Linked DNA regions of Mus musculus: region 1 is linked to region 2. A link is a loop called in an ENCODE intact Hi-C map of the cell type or tissue named here. Cell type or tissue: left cerebral cortex. All regions are shown on one strand.

Region 1 (8,000 bases), 690 kb before region 2:
GTTAACACCCCTGTATAGTGGATTTGGTTGGATTTTATTCACTGGAATCACCCCATTTCGAGTGTGCTAGAAAGGTGTGTGAGAGCACAAGGTTTCACACCTGATGGGCTTTAGTAGGTCTGTCTCCACAGTCTCCGTCCCTTTCCGGAAGCCTAACTCTGTTGTATGGGCAAAGTCTCCGCCCAAGTATGGTAGTCTAGTGGTTCTATCTACATAGGCCTTGCCCAGTAGCGATCAATGTGGACTAAGATTCTTTGTACAGGCATAGTTCCCCACCGTTACATGGTCGCTGTGGTGGGTACAAATAGACAGGACTCTGTCCTTTTCCAGGTGGCTAATAGGATTTGTAAGCGCACCAGGCTCCTCCCCTGTATGGTAGCCGTAGTGGGTCTGTGTCTACAGGCTCCACCCTTTTCCAGAAGTCTTACTCTGTTGTGTGTTCAACAGTCTCCACCAATGTTCAGTGGCCTTAGTGGATGTGTCTCAACAGGATCTGCTTTGTCCAGAATTCTAACTATGATGTATAGGCAAAAGTCTCCGCCCATGTACGGACGCCTTAGTGGGTCTACCAACAGGCACCTTCCTTAAGAGCTCCTGAAGTGGACATATTAGGTTTGTAAGGGCAGATGGTAACACCCCTGTATAGTGGATTTGGTTGGATTTTATTCACTGGAATCTCTCCATTTCGAGTGTGCTAGAAAGGTGTGTAAGAGCACACGGTTTCACACCTGACGGGCTTTAGTGGGTCTGTCTCCACAGGCTCCGTCCGATTTTTGGAAGCCTAACTCTGTTGTATGGGCAAAGTCCCGCCCAAGGACGGTAGTGTAGTGGCTCTATCTACATAATCTTGCCCACTAGTGATCAATGTGGATTAAGATTCTTTGTACAGGCATAGTTCCCCTCCCTTACATGGTCGCTGTGCTGGGTACAAATAGAAAGAACTCTGTCCTTTTCGAGGGGGCTAATGGGATTTGTGAGCACACCAGGCTCCTCCCCTGTATGGTAGTCTTAGTGGGTCTCTCTCTATAGGCTCAGCCCTTGTCCGGAAGTCTAACTCTGTTGTGTGTTCAAAAGTCTCCACCCATGTACGGTGGCCTTAGTGGATATGTCTCAATAGGCTCTGCCCTTGTCCGAAAGTCTAACTATTATAGGTAAAAGTCTCTGCCCATGTACGGTGGCCTTAGTGGGTCTACCAACAGGCACCTTCCTTAAGAGCTCCTGAAGTGGACATATTAGGTTTGTAAGGGCAGATGGTAACACCCCTGTATAGTGGATTTGGTTGGATTTTATTCACTGGAATCTCTCCATTTCGAGTGTGCTAGAAAGGTGTGTGAGAGCACAGGGTTTCACACCTGATGGGCTTTAGTGGGTCTGTCTCCACAGGCTCCGTCCCTTTCTGGAAGTTTAACTCTGTTGTATGGGCAAAGTCTCCTCCCAAGTACGGTAGTCTAGTGTTTCTATCTACATAGATCTTGCCCACTAGTGATCAATGTGGACTAAGATTCTTTGGACAGGCATAGTTCCCCTCCCTTACATGGTCGCTGTGCTGGGTACAAATAGACAGAACTCTGTCCTTTTCGAGGGGGCTAATAGGATTTGTGAGCGCACCAGGCTCCTCCCCTGTATGGTAGCCTTAGTGGGTCTGTCTCTACAGGCTCTGCCCTTTTCCGGAAGTCTAACTCTGATTTGTGTTCAAAAGTCTCCGCCCATGTACGGTGGCCTTAGTGGGTCTACCAACAGGCACCTTCCTTAAGAGCTCCTGAAGTGGACATATTAGATTTGTAAGGGTCCTGTCTATTTGTACCCACGATAGCGACCATGTAAGTGTGGTGAACTATGCCTGTACAGACAATACACCCCTGTATAGTGGATTTGGTTGGATCTTATTCACTGGAATCTCCCCATTTCGAGTGTGCTAGAAAGGTGTGTGAGAGCACAATGTTTCACACCTGGTGGGCTTTAGTGGGTCTGTCTCCACAGGCTCCGTCCCTTTCCTGAAGCCTAACTCTGTTGTATGGGCAAGTCTCCGCCCAGGTATGGTGGCCTAGTTGATCTATCTACATAGGCCTTGCACAAGAGCAATCAATGTGCAATAATATTGTCTGTACAGGCATAGTTCCCCACCCTTACATGGTCACTGTGGTGGGTACAAATAGACAGGACTCTGTCCTTTTCCAGATGGCTAATAGGATTTGTGAGCGCACCAGGCTCCTCCCCTGTATGGTAGGCTTAGTGGGTCTGTCTCTACAGGCTCTGCCCTTTTCCAGAAGTCTTACTTTGTTGTGTGTTCAAAAGTCTCCACCAATGTTCGGTACCCTTAGTGGATGTGTCTCAACAGGATCCCCCCTGTCCGGAAGTCTAACTATGATGTATAGGGAAAAGTCTCCGCCCTTGTACGGTGGCCTTAGTGGGTCGACCAACAGGCACCTTCCTTAAGAGCTCCTTAAGTGGACATATTAGGTTTGTAAGGGCAGATGGTAACACCCCTGTATAGTGGATTTGGTTGGATTTTATTCACTGGAATCTCCCCATTTCAAGTGTGCTAGAAAAGTGTGTGAGAACACAAGGTTTCACACCTGATGGGCCTTACTGGGTCTGTCTCCACAGGCTCCGTCCCTTTCCTGAATACTAACTCTGTCGTATGGGCAAAGTCTCCGCCCAGGTATGGTGGCCTATTCGATCTATCTACATAGGCCTTGCCCACCAGCAATCAATGTGCACTAATATTGTCTGTACAGGCATAGATCCCCACCCTTACATGGTCGCTGTGGTGGGTACAAATAGAAAGGACTCTGTCCTTTTCGAGTGGGCTAATAGGATTTGTTAGTGCACCAGGCTCCTCCCCTGTAGCGTAGCCTTAGTGGGTCTGTCTCAACAGGCTCCGCCCTTTTCAGGAAGTCTAACTCTGTTGTGTTCAAAAGTCTCCACCCATGTACGGTGGCCTTAGTGGATATGTCTCAACAGGCTCCGCCCTTGTCCGGAAGTCTAACTATGGTAGGCAAAAGTCTCTGCCCATGTATGGTGGCCTTAGTGGGTCTACCAACAGGCACTTTCCTTAAGATCTCCTGAAGTAGACATATTAGGTTTGTAATGGCAGATGTTAACACCTCTGTATAGTGGATTTGGTTGGATTTTATTCACTGGAATCTCCCCATTTCGAGTGTGCTAGAAAGGTGTGTGAGAGCACAGGGTTTCACACCTGACGGGCTTTAGTGGGTCTGGCTCCACAGTCTCCCTTCCTTTCCGGAAGCCTAAATCTGTTGTATGGGCAAAGTCTCCGCCCAGGTATGGTGGCCTAGTAGATCTATCTACATAGGCCTTGCCCACCAGCAATCAATGGGCACTAATATTGTCTGTACAGGCATAGTTCCCCACCCTTACATGATCGATGTGGTGGGTACAAATAGACAGGACTCGGTCCTTTTCGAGGGGGCTAATAGGATTTGTTATTGCACCAGGCTCCTCCCCTGTAGGGTAGCCTTAGTGGGTCTGTCTGTACAGGCTCCGCCCTTTTCAGGAAGTCTAACTCTGTTGTGTGTTCAAAAGTCTCCACCCATGTATGGTGAACTTAATGGATATGTCTCAACAGGTTCAGCCCTTGTCCGGAAGTCTAACTATGATGTATAGGCAAAAGTCTCCGCCCATGTATGGTGGCCTTAGTGGGTCTACCAACAGGCTCCTTCCGTATGAGCTCCTGAAGTGGACATATTAGGTTTGTAAGGGCAGATGGTAACACCCCTTTATATTGGATTTGGTTGGATTTTATCACTGGAATCTCTACATTTCGAGTGTGCTAGAAAGGTGTGTGAGAGCACAAGGTTTCACACCTGACGGGCTTTAGTGGGTCTGTCTCCACAGGCTCCGTCCCTTTCTGGAAGCCTAACTCTGTTGTATGGGCAAAGTCTCTGCCCAAGTACGGTAGTCTAGTGGTTCTATCTACATAGATCTTGCCCACTAGAGATCAATGTGGACTAAGATTCTTTGTACAGGCATAGTTCCCCTCCCTGAAATGGTCGCTGTGCTGGGTACAAATAGACAGAACTCTGTCCTTTTCGAGGGAGCTAATAGGATTTGTGAGCACAACAGGCTCCTCCCCTGTCTGGTAGCCTTAGTGGGTCTGTCTCTACAGGCTCTGCCCTTTTCCGGAAGTCTAACTCTGTTGTGTGTTCAAAAGTCTCCACCCATCAACGGTGGCCTTAGTGGATATGTCTCTACAGGCTCCGCCCTTGTCCGGAAGTCTAACTATGATAGGCAAAAGTCTCCGCCCATGTATGGTGGCCTTAGTGGGTCTACCAACAGGCACTTTCCTTACGATCTACTGATGTAGACATATAAGGTTTGTAATGGCAGATGTTAACACCCCTGTATAGTGGATTTGGTTGGATTTTATTCACTGGAATCTCCCCATTTCGAGTGTGCTATAAAGGTGTGTGAGAGCACAGGGTTTCACACCTGATGGGCTTTAGTGGGTCTGTTTCCACAGTCTCCGTCCCTTTCCGGAAGCCTAACTCTGTTGTATGGGCAAAGTCTCCGCCCAAGTATGGTAGTCTAGTGGTTCTATCTACATAGGCCTTGCCCAATAGCGATCAATGTGGACTAAGATTCTTTGTACAGGCATAGTTCCCCACCCTTACATTTTCGCTGTGGTGGGTACAATTAGACAGAACTCTGTCCTTTTCGAGGGGGCTAATAGGATTTGTGAGCACACCAGGCTCCTCCCCTGTATGGTAGCCTTAGTGGGTCTGTCTCTACTGGCTCCGACCTTGTCTCTAAGTCTAACTATGATGTATAGGCAAAAGTCTCCGCCCATGTACGGTGGCCTTAGTGGGTCTACCAACAGGCACCTTCCTTAAGAGCTCCTGAAATAGACATATTAGATTTGTAAGGGTCCTGTCTATTTGTACCCACCATAGCGACCATGTAAGTGTGGTGAACTATGCCTGTACAGAAAATACACCCCTGTTTAGTGGATTTAGTTGGATTTTATTCACTGGAATCTCCCCATTTCGAGTGTTCTAGAAAGGTGTGTGAGAGCACAAGGTTTCACACCTGATGGGCTTTAGTGGGTCTTTCTCCACAGTCTCCGTCCCTTTCCGGAAGCCTAACTCTGTTGTATGGGCAAGTCTCGGCCAAGGTATGGTGGCCTAGTTGATCTATCTACATAAGCCTTGCACAATAGCAATCAATGTGCACTAATATTGTCTGTACAGGCATAGTTCCCAACCCTTACATGGTCGCTGTGGTGGGTACAAATAGACAGGACTCTGTCCTTTTCCAGGCGGCTAATAGGATTTGTGAGCACACCAGGCTCCTCCCCTGCCTTAGTGGGTCTGTCGCTACAGGCTCTGCCCTTTTCCAGAAGTCTTACTCTGTTGTGTGTTCAAAAGTCTCCACCAATGTTCGGTGGCCTTAGTGGATGTGTCTCAACAGGATCCGCCCTTGTCCGGAAGTCTAACTATGATGTATAGGCAAAAGTCTCCGCCAATGTATGGTGGCCTTAGTGGGTCTACCAAAAGGCACCTTCCTTAAGAGCTCCTGAAGTGGACATATTAGGTTTGTAAGGGTCCTGTCTATTTGTACCCACCACAGCAACCATGTAAGGGTGGGGAACTATGCCTGTACTTCCAGAAAAGGGCGGAGCCTGTAGAGACAGACCCACTAAGGCTACCATACAGGGGAGGAGCCTGGTGCGCTCACAAATCCTATTAGCCCCCTCGAAAAGGACAGAGTCCTGTCTATTTGTACCCACCACAGCGACCATGTAAGGGTGGGGAACTATGCCTGTACAGACAATACACCCCTGTATAGTGGATTTGGTTGGATTTTATTCACTGGAATCTCCCCATTTTGTGTGTGCTAGAAAGGTGTGTGAGAGCACATGTTTCACACCTGATGGGCTTTAGTGGGTCTGTCTCCACAGTCTCCGTCCCTTTCCTGAATCCTAACTCTGTTGTATGGGCAAAGTCTCTGCCCAGGTATGGTGGCCTAGTCGATCTATCTACATATGCCTTGCCCACCAGCAATCAATGTGCACTATTATTGTCTGTACAGACATAGTTCTCCACCCTTACATGGTCGCTGTGGTGGGTACAAATAGACAGAACTCTGTCCTTTTCGAGGGGGCTAATAGGATTTGTGAGCGCACCAGGCTCCTCCCCTGTATGGTCGCTTTAGTGGGTCTGTCTACAGGCTCCGCCCTTTTCTGGAAGTCTAACTCTGTTCTGTGTTCAAAAGTCTCCACCCATGTTCAGTGGCCTGAGTGGATATTTCTCAACAGGCTCCTCCTTTCCTCCTTTCCTCCTTTCCTCCTTTCCTTCCCTCCCTCCCTCCCTCCTTTCCTCTTCTGCCTTTAAAAAATATTCTTTTTGGTTTTTGAGACAGGATTTCTCTGAGTAGCCCTTGCTGCCCTGGAACTCACTCTGTAGACTAGGGTTATCTAAAACGCAGACATATGCTTGCTTCTGCCTCTTGAGCGCTAGGTTAAATGCATGTGCTACCAGCTCCCTGAAGTCCATTTTTTTATATTACATTATAGCCCTGGTATATTACATTACTCATGCCTCCCGGAATTGACACACCCTATTCAGAAATAGCACCAATTGGATTCATTGAGGTAATAATAATAATAAATAATAATAAAATTTAAAAGCCATGAAGCATAGAGGGAGATGTGTTGCTTGGATGAGGTGTGTGGAAGTATGAAAGATAAATATACATTATATAAATATATGAAAAGGATAAAGAACAAATAAAATATTATTTACTTTAAATATTAAATATTAATAACTTAAATATTAAAATAAAATTAAAATTAAAACTTCAAGATATAAAATTAATGTGCTTTGACTCACCTAATCCTGATCTTGTTGAGTCACTAAGGTTTGATCTTGCTTGGACAGTTGTCTAAAGGAGAGTAAACACGGAAATATATTATTTTTAATATACTAATATTTAAAGTAAAGTATTATTTTAAAACAACAGTATTATTTTAAAGAAATAAAGTACTTCAACATAATATTAGTAATAACATTAGTACATATGAACAGTCCGGGAGTCTAAGTATGATGTATAGGCAAAAGTCTCCGCCCATGTACAGTGGCCTTAGTGGGTCTACCAACAGGCACCTTCCTTAAGAGCTCCTGAAGTGGACATATTAGGTTTGTAAGGGCAGATGTTAACACCCCTGTATAGTGGATTTGGTTGGATTTCATTCACTGTAATCTCCCCATTTCGAGTGTGCTAGAAAGTTGTGTGAGAGCACAAGGTTTCACAACTGATGGGCTTTAGTGGGTCTGTCTCCACAGGCTCCGTCCCTTTCCTGAAGCCTAACTCTGTTGTATGGGCAAAGTCTCTGCCCAGGTATTGTGGCCTAGTCGATCTATCTACATAGGCCTTGCCCAGCAGCAATCAATGTGCACTAATATTGTCTGTACAGTCATAGTTCCCCACCCTTACATGGTCTCTTTTGTGGGTACAAATAGACAGGACTCTGTCCTTTTCGAGGGGGCTAATAGGATTTGTGAGCTCACCATGCTCCTCCCTTGTATGTTAGCCTTAGTGGGTCTGTGTCTACAGGCTCTGCCCTTTTCTGGAAGTCTAACTCTTGTGTGTTCAAAAGTCTCCACCCATGTACGGTGGCCTTAGTGGATATTTTTCCCAGCTTCCGCCCTTGTCCGGAAGTCTATGATGTATAGGCAAAAGTCTCCACCTATGTATGGTGGCCTTAGTGGGTCTACCAACAGACACCTTCCTTATGAGCTCCTGAAGTGGACACATTAGGTTTGTACGGGCAGATGTTAACACACCTGTATAGTGGATTTGATTGTATTTTATTCACTGGAATCTCCCTGTTTCGAGTTTGTTAAAAAGGTTTGTGAGAGCACAAGGTTCCACACGTGATTGGGGCTTTAGTGGGTTTGTCTCCACAGGCTCCTTCCCTTTTCGGAATCCTAACTCAGTTGTATGGGCAAAGTCTCCGCCCAAGTATGGTGGTCTAGTGG
Region 2 (8,000 bases):
TGTCTTAGCTTCTGCTTCTACTCTCCAATATATCTATCTATATTAACCCTTTTCCTCCATCAGACCTAGAAACAGTGATATCTCCTACTTTTTATTTCTTTTTCATTCAATAGAGTCATCGGGTGGAGCATGGGAAACCTACCAGGGGATACAACCATGAAGAAAACTCAGCCTCTCTTCCTCAGGAGCCATCAGTTACCAATATATCCTCAGCTAGGGGTGAGATCTTATGAGTCTTGCTGTCATCTATACTGGAGTGTTGATTTAGGCCTACTTGTTAGGACTTGTGCACTACTTTTTAACTGCCCCCATCTCCTGCCAAGGCCTTTGTATTACTATTACCCTTTCTAGTAAATGCCTGACTGGCAGCCTCACACAATTTGTTCCAGTGCACATGGCAGTCAGGTTGTATACCACCTTAGTTTCTGGGATTGCTGACCCTTGGTCTATCACTCATCATGCTGCATTTGTTCCTGGAAAGATAGTGGATACTCCCCACTGTCTTATCTCAAAGTCTCAGACCAAGTTTTCTTTTTCCATGAGACTCCAGAGAAGTCAACCAATATCAAATGGACTACAGCTATTTGTACCTGGCCAGAAGAGACAGCAAATTCAAGCTTCTAATGGTTCTTTCCCATGTTTACTTTCAGTCCTCTCTCCAGGCCCTAATCTTAAATATTTGGAGGCCAAGATTTTCCTCTTTATACTTAACTAACAATAGATTGTACATATTTAAAACGTACCATGTGATATTTTACTACATGTATTTATTGTGTACTGTTAAAGTTTGACTAAAAATGTTTCCTAAAACATTTCTTTGTAGTAAAAATACTAATTTTTTTATCCTAGCATTTTGAAATTACAGAATATCATTGTCATTAGTAGTCATCAAATGGTGCAAGAGTATGAGGTTTTTACTTTCAGCTGTAGCTTACTACGCAGTGAGCAACTTTTCCCCAACTCTTCCATTCCCTTCCCCTCATGAGCCTCTAATCTCATCATTCATTTAACTTAGATTCCAAGGGGTTTACATTAGATATACGAGTAAGATCACACAATACTTAAGGGAAATATGTCACATGTAGAAAGACTCTTACTCTAAGGGCACCTGTGCAAAGCATAGCTCTCTTGTACCGGGGACAGTGGACATTGAGAGATGAAATATCAGTCTTAAAAATACACCTCAGCCTTCTAGGTCTGAGGGCAGATCCCAGGCTGGGATCTCTGCAATTCCTTTTGTTGAGCAGCATTTCTCTTTTGGAAGACTTCTAAGTAATAGCTACTTCACTCCAAACCCTTGTTATTAACCCCTCTGCAGACCCTATAGGAGATAGATATGCGCCAGTAACAATAATCATAGCCAAACTGAAATAGTAAATCGAGAGCTCAGGACAGTTGTTCTGCTGTTACATACAAAGACTGGAGATCTATATGTAACTCTTCCATACAGGCCCGGCCTTTTATGTAATTTCTATGTAAAGATACTAACGTTCTATAGGAAAGCTTAAAGCTATGGTTTGTGAACCTCTAATTGTTTGAGTTTTAGGCAAATACTGTCAAGTAATCCTTTGTGATGGGTCTTGCTATGCATTCCAGGAGGTCTTGAATGCTGTCCTCAAACTCCCAGTCCTCCTGCATCAGTTCCTCAGTTATATATTTTAATTTTCTTTGGTCTTTCTTTTAACTCTGCATTGCAAAAGCAGTATATTCGGTTGAAAGTCATACATTTACTGCCAGAATTTTTAAAGTAATGAGTAAAAATGATTCAGTGACACAAGGCCTGCCTCTGGCTTGGAGGAGTGCAGTGCTGTTTACTTCTGAGGAATTCATTAAGTGACTACTCTAGCTGTTCTTTGTACTATTCTTGTTGACTTCAGAAACTTCTAGTTCTTAGACTGCATTTTAAATCTGATAAAGTTCACATGGCACATTATAAGGCAGAGACTGTGTCTTTAAAGGCATGGTAGTTATCATTAAGATTATTTTTATTTTTTTTTATTTATTTATTATATGTAAGTACATTGTAGCTGTCTTCAGACACTCCAGAAGAGGGAGTCAGATCTCGTTACGGATGGTTGTGAGCCACCATGTGGTTGCTGGGATTTGAACTCTGGACCTTCGGAAGAGCAGTCGGGTGCTCTTACCCACTGAGCCATCTCACCAGCCCCTATTTTTATTTTTTAATCAGTGTTTTGCCTGCATGTATATCTGTGCATCCTGTGCACACAGTATTCATGGAGGCCAGAAGGCATTGGACCCTCTAGAACTAGAGTTACAGATGGTTGTGAGCCACCACATGGGTACTGGAAAGTGAACAGCAGCCATTGCTCTTAGCCATCACTTCAGCCCTACTAAAATTATTTAGACTGAATATTGTGACTTAATAAAATTCCCTATTAATGGAAAAGACTCTGGCTATATCTGTGTATACTAAGAATAAGCACTTAGTGGCATCTTAGTACGTCTTCTCAAGTATCACTTGTATTTTTTCAAAAAAAATTTCAACATCATATGTACAGTTGGTATAATATATTCATCTTCTCTGTGGCAAAAAAATTGACTGTCCATTCTTGCCCTAGGTGGAAGACATTTCTTTGTAACACTCTCGAATTCCAAAATAATATTTAAGTTGTTTCTTTATTCAAGCCTAGTCTCTGTCCTCTAATGAATCATGAGTCTGGTCCTTACCATTCCTGCAGGCTCATTCAGGCCACCACACAACCTCACTCAAATTTCTTCCCACTGATAAAATTGCAGCTGCCAAATAGTTTGCCTTATAGTTTGCAAAACTATAAAGGAGAGCACAATGTTTGAGAGGTAAAAACGCTAAAAAGAATAATTTGGATAGATATCATGTAATCTGACTGCTAACCCTTGACTCAAAACATAAATTTTAATTTGTCTACTAACAGAGAACAAACCCATATGCAGTCTAAATATTGCATAATTGGTACATCATAGCAATATTTGGTGAGCAGCATTTTGGTTCATGTATACCATCTGAATTGCCTATTCTAATATAGTCCATCATGATTTATACTTGGCTTTTGTCCTATTTCTCTATTGTCTCTATGCCATTTATAGCTTACACGGTATGTTACCCTCTTTCTTATATGTTGTTGCTGCTAGACTCTGATAACTCACTGTCAGTGCCTATACTAGATACATTTCATACTAGATCCTGTGCTACTGGAGAAACTTCCAGATAACCAATGCTTAATTCATAATTGAAGAAAATAATAAAGTAATAGAGTTTTACGATTTACTTTCTAATGAATTTGAGTAAAGTCATCAAATCCAACTTTATTTCACTTAGCATTATACAAAAAAGAAAAAAGTATACAGCAATCACACTCATAAAATTTTCAAAATTAACAATATAAACTTTCCCACTTCACTGTTGTTTCACCACTGTATGATATCACATTGCCATGACAATCCCTTCTCCAATGCAATGTTACACAATGTTTTAGTAAAAACAAAATAATGTTTTCCAGTTTGTTGCAAATAACAAAACAAGTCCTAATCTGACAAGTGACAGTTACCTCTTTATGCAGTTAACAAGAAGCATGGCAAAAAGCACTGTTTAGTTAAACAAACATTTGAAAAGTAACAAAAATAGCCTCCATTCTACTAATGTATAACAGGCCAAGAATGGATGCATGTTGGTTCTGGTAGGCTATGAACTCTCTACTGATTAGGAGCCTGACTGTTTTTCAAACACAACAGAACAGACTCAACTACATGTTAGAGGACTTTTGGGATGGGGCCTTGGAATGAACACCCTTGCCTTGAACTCTCCTTCTTGGCACCCCTCCTGCCTGATCTCTAAGAGCCAACTGGTAGAGATTAGGGAAGGCACTAGGGACTGTGCCATTGACTTTAGCTAAAACTTCCAGGACTTTCATCTTGGTTGTTTCAGCATGGGCTCTGGGTCCCCACAGGAACTCATAGCTTGGGGGATCACTGCCAGGTACCTGGCGGTACTCCAGGTAATTTTCCCGCACTACATCTCTTATAAACTCCTCAGGCTCGCCAAAGATCAAGTGCTTCTTCCCAGCATATACCCCCACTCCATGCAGAAATTGCCAGACCTCTTGCTCAGTGGCACGGTTACCCTTCATGAAGATCACACCTAGGACAGACATTAGGAGACCTGTCCTAGGCAACCCCCAGTTACTACTCAAACTTCCCTCAGTGGAAAGACCCAGTTTGCCTACCAGCAAATAGGAATGAGTGCTGGGATCAATTTCCTTCAACTCAAGACCAAAGACTAATTCTAGGCGTGCAGAAGTTCTCCTGAGGATCTCAGGGAATTGCTCCTTATACTTCTTGTTAACTACTGCCAGCATTTCACTCCTTGTAACTGCTTCTTTCATCTTAAATTTATCTAGCAGGAATTCTATCAGCACACTAGCCTTCCTCATGATAGGATCTTTCAGTGTGTGCTGAATGGAAGTCCCTGCCTGGGTGCCATCTGAACTTTTTGTATCAGGCAGGACAGCAGCATTTCTACCACCTATACCAGAGCCTGTGCAGGATACACCTGCACCAAAAGATCCAGGGGTTTTCACACCCTGAGGAGCAGAACCACCAGGGAAGCTGGACCCAGCACTCTGGTCAACAGGAGAAGACCCTGCTTCCTCTGCAGTGGGCTGAACTACTGGAACCTCCCTGCGTGACTGCTGTCGTTTTGCACGGGAGCGGGTCTTACTCTTTTGACCCCTAGGCATGTTGACTGTGCTCAGGGCTGAAGTAAAAGAGCTGGCAGACAGGAATCTGGAAGGATAAGAATGACAACCTGTAAGTACCTCTGTACTACCAGGTAGAGAATACCTTGGACTTAATGGAGACCTGGCTTTTGAAGCTTTCCAGGAGAACATCTTTCTAGGAACATACCAGGACTTCTGAACTCGTGGATCAAGCTCTTTTCTGCAAACCCTGTGGAAGAAATTAAAACTTGTTAGGCCACTGCATAAAAGTCTAGTTTCAGACTTCCAAAAGTGGGTTAGATCTTTCACTAGCTTCACTTGGAGGGGTTAAGCAGACAGAAAAACTTAGGCCTGCATACAAGGGCAGAGACCTGTATCCACATAAAGCCACTTAAACTTACAATGCAGGGGTATAGGCCTGTGGAGAAAGATCTATTTAAGCTCCATGCAGGGGCAGAAACCTGTGCCCATGCAAAGCCACTTAGGGTGCCAGACACAGACAGAGGTCTGTAGAGAGAGATCCATTTGAGACTGCTACACACAAGTGGAGGCATATGCAGACAGACCCAATAAGGTCCCCATACAGTGGCCAAAGCCTGTGCACATAGACTTAGGCTTCCATACAAGTGTGACAACCTTTAGACCAATAAGGCCACCATACAGGGATATAGATCTGTGTACTCACAAGTGCAATTATCCTGCTAGAAAGAGGAAGAGGCCTATGTGAATATCAAGGCTACCATATAGAGATAGAGGCCAGTAGAAACAGACCTACAAAAGCCACTATGCAGGGAAAGAGATGTGTGCCCGTACAAACCCACATAGAGCTCCACACAGACAGTGGAGAGAACACTGCAGATGGACCCACATACACCACCACACAGGAACAGAGGCTTGTGCCCTGACAAACCCAATTAGTCTGATAGAAAGGGGAGGAGGACTGTAGAGACAGGATAACTGAGAGCAACATACAGGTGCAGACATCTTAGAGACAGATCACTAAGGCCATGAAACGGGGTGAGAGGGGGTTGAGGAGACTTGTGCCCTAACAAAAACAAATAGCCTGCTAGAAAGGAGCAGGGCAGATGTACCCACTAAGGCCACCATACAGGGGCAGAGACTTGTACTCTGACAAACCCAATTATCCCTCTCAAAAGGGACAGAGTCCTGTACATATAGACGTAACAAGGTCACCATACAGAAGCAGAGACTTAAGCAAATGCACACAAACTATTGGGTCACTATAAAATGATGGGGGGGTCTGTGCAGATGGACCCACCAAGGACACCGTATAGGGGTAGAAGCTTATGCTCTAACAAAACCAGTTAGCCCTTAAAAAGGGGCAAAGTTCTGTGCAGACAAACCCATTAATGCCACCATACATGGGGCAGAAACTTGTGCCCATACAACCCAGTTAGGCTTCCACACAAGGGCAGGGTTTATAGAAACCAAACTAAGGCCACCAAACAGGGGCAGTAACTTATGCTTTGAAAAACCCAATTAGCCCTTTCAAAAGGAACAGAGTCTTGTGCAGAGACCCACCAAGGCACCCAAAAAAGGGCAGAGACCTATATATGTATTCAATGAATAGGCAGTAGACGTGGGGGTAGAGGAAGCCTGTGCAGAAAGACCTATTAAGGGCAGCATGCAAGGCAGTAACTTTTGCCCATACAACCCAGTTAAGCATCTGGAGAGGGGAAGGACCTCTAAAGACAGACCCACAAAGGCCACCTTAAAGGGGCCAAGAGTCCTGTGAATTATAGACCTACCAATGACACCATGCAGACTTGGAGACCTATGCGTATACAAACCATATTAGGCTACTTTAGGCGCTTATGGGTAAGGTCTCTGTGGATAGATCCATTAAGGCCACCATCTGAGGGGGGAGATTTTACCCATAAAACCTAGACTTACCTACTGTGACAGGGTTAATAAAGAGAGATTCACTAAGGACACCACCCATGGGTGGAGACTTGTATTCCCACAAACCATATTAGCCCACTTGAAAGGGGCAGAGTCCTGTAAATATAGACGCAGAAAAGGCACCATGTAAGGGTGGGGAACTATGCCTATACAGACAAGATTAGGCCACTTCAGGAGCTGGTGGGCAAGCCCTATACATATAGACCCACTAAGGCCACCGTACTTGGGTGGAGAATTTGCCCATACAATAGAGTTCAGCTTCCGGACAAGGGCAGAACCTGTAGAGACAGACACACTAAGGTCACCATACACAGAGACATATACACCATAATTAGGCTTCCAGAAATACACAGGGCCTGTAGAGACAGTCCCACTAAAGTCCCACTGACCGCCACTTGAGGAGCTTGTAGGCAAGGTGTTGTAGACCCACTAAGGCATGGTCAGAGAAATGTTGCCAATACAATATAGTTAGTCTTTTGGACAGTGATGGAGCCAATAGGGACAGACACACTTAGGTGTACATCCAACATGGAGCCTTGAGCACTCACAAAAACTATTAGCCCTGAAAAAAGGGACATAATCCTATGAAAATAGCACCACTATCACAACCATGTAAGAGTAGGGGAACTATGTCTGTACAGATAATATTAGAAAGGTTAGGCTACTTCAAGTGCTGGTGCACAAGGCCTTTGTGGATAGACCCACTAAGGCCACCGTACATGGGCAGAGACTTTTGACTATAAATCATTGTTAGACTTCCGGACAAGGGTGGAGACTGTTGAGACATATCCACTGAGGCCACCGTACATAGGTGGAGACTTTTGAACACACAACAGAGTTAGACTACCTGAAAAGGGCAGAGCCTGTAGAGACAGATCCACTAAGGCTACCATACAAGGGAAGAGCCTGGAGCTCTCACAAGTCCTATTAGCCCCCTCAAAAAGGTTAGAGTCCTGTCTATTTGTACCCTCCACACCGACCATGTAAGGGTGGGGAACTATGCCTGTACAAACAATCTTAGTCCACATTGATCGCTAGTGGGCAAGGCCTATATAGATAGAACCACTAGACCACCATACTTGGGCAGAGACTTTACCCATGAAACAGAGTTAGGCTTCCGGAAAGGGACGGAGCCTGTGGAGACAGACCCACTAAAGCCCATCAGGTGTGAAACCTTGTGCTCTCACACACCTTTCTAGCACACTCGAAATGGGGAGATTCCAGTGAATAAAATCCAACCAAATCCACTATACAGGGGTGTATTGTCTGTACAGGCATAGTTCACCACATTTACATGGTCGCTGTGGTGGGTACAAATAGACAGGACCCTTACAAACCTAACATGTCCACTTCAGAGGCTCTTAA

What was found. Hi-C counts contacts between places; a loop is a spot of excess contacts. Peaks named below come from ENCODE experiments on the same cell type or tissue, not always from the same donor. Only the 100,000 strongest peaks of a DNase experiment are listed, where the experiment ranks them.
Region 1: it touches region 2 in a loop (25-fold over the local background); 6 of 42 quality-filtered maps call a loop at or near these places.

What each region holds. Positions count from the first base shown.
Region 1 is chrX:91,320,940-91,328,939 of GRCm38, forward strand. No RefSeq gene overlaps it. Among named protein-coding and RNA genes, the nearest start is that of Mageb2, 7.0 kb to the right of the region's middle. In left cerebral cortex, no CTCF peak of the experiment used is centred here; no DNase peak of the experiment used is centred here.
Region 2 is chrX:92,011,451-92,019,450 of GRCm38, forward strand. It overlaps Mageb1 (melanoma antigen, family B, 1), which reads right to left and starts at 4,883. Exons shown (of 1, transcript NM_010759.1): 1 at 3,741-4,883. The coding sequence starts at 4,883. The coding sequence ends at 3,741. In left cerebral cortex, no CTCF peak of the experiment used is centred here; no DNase peak of the experiment used is centred here.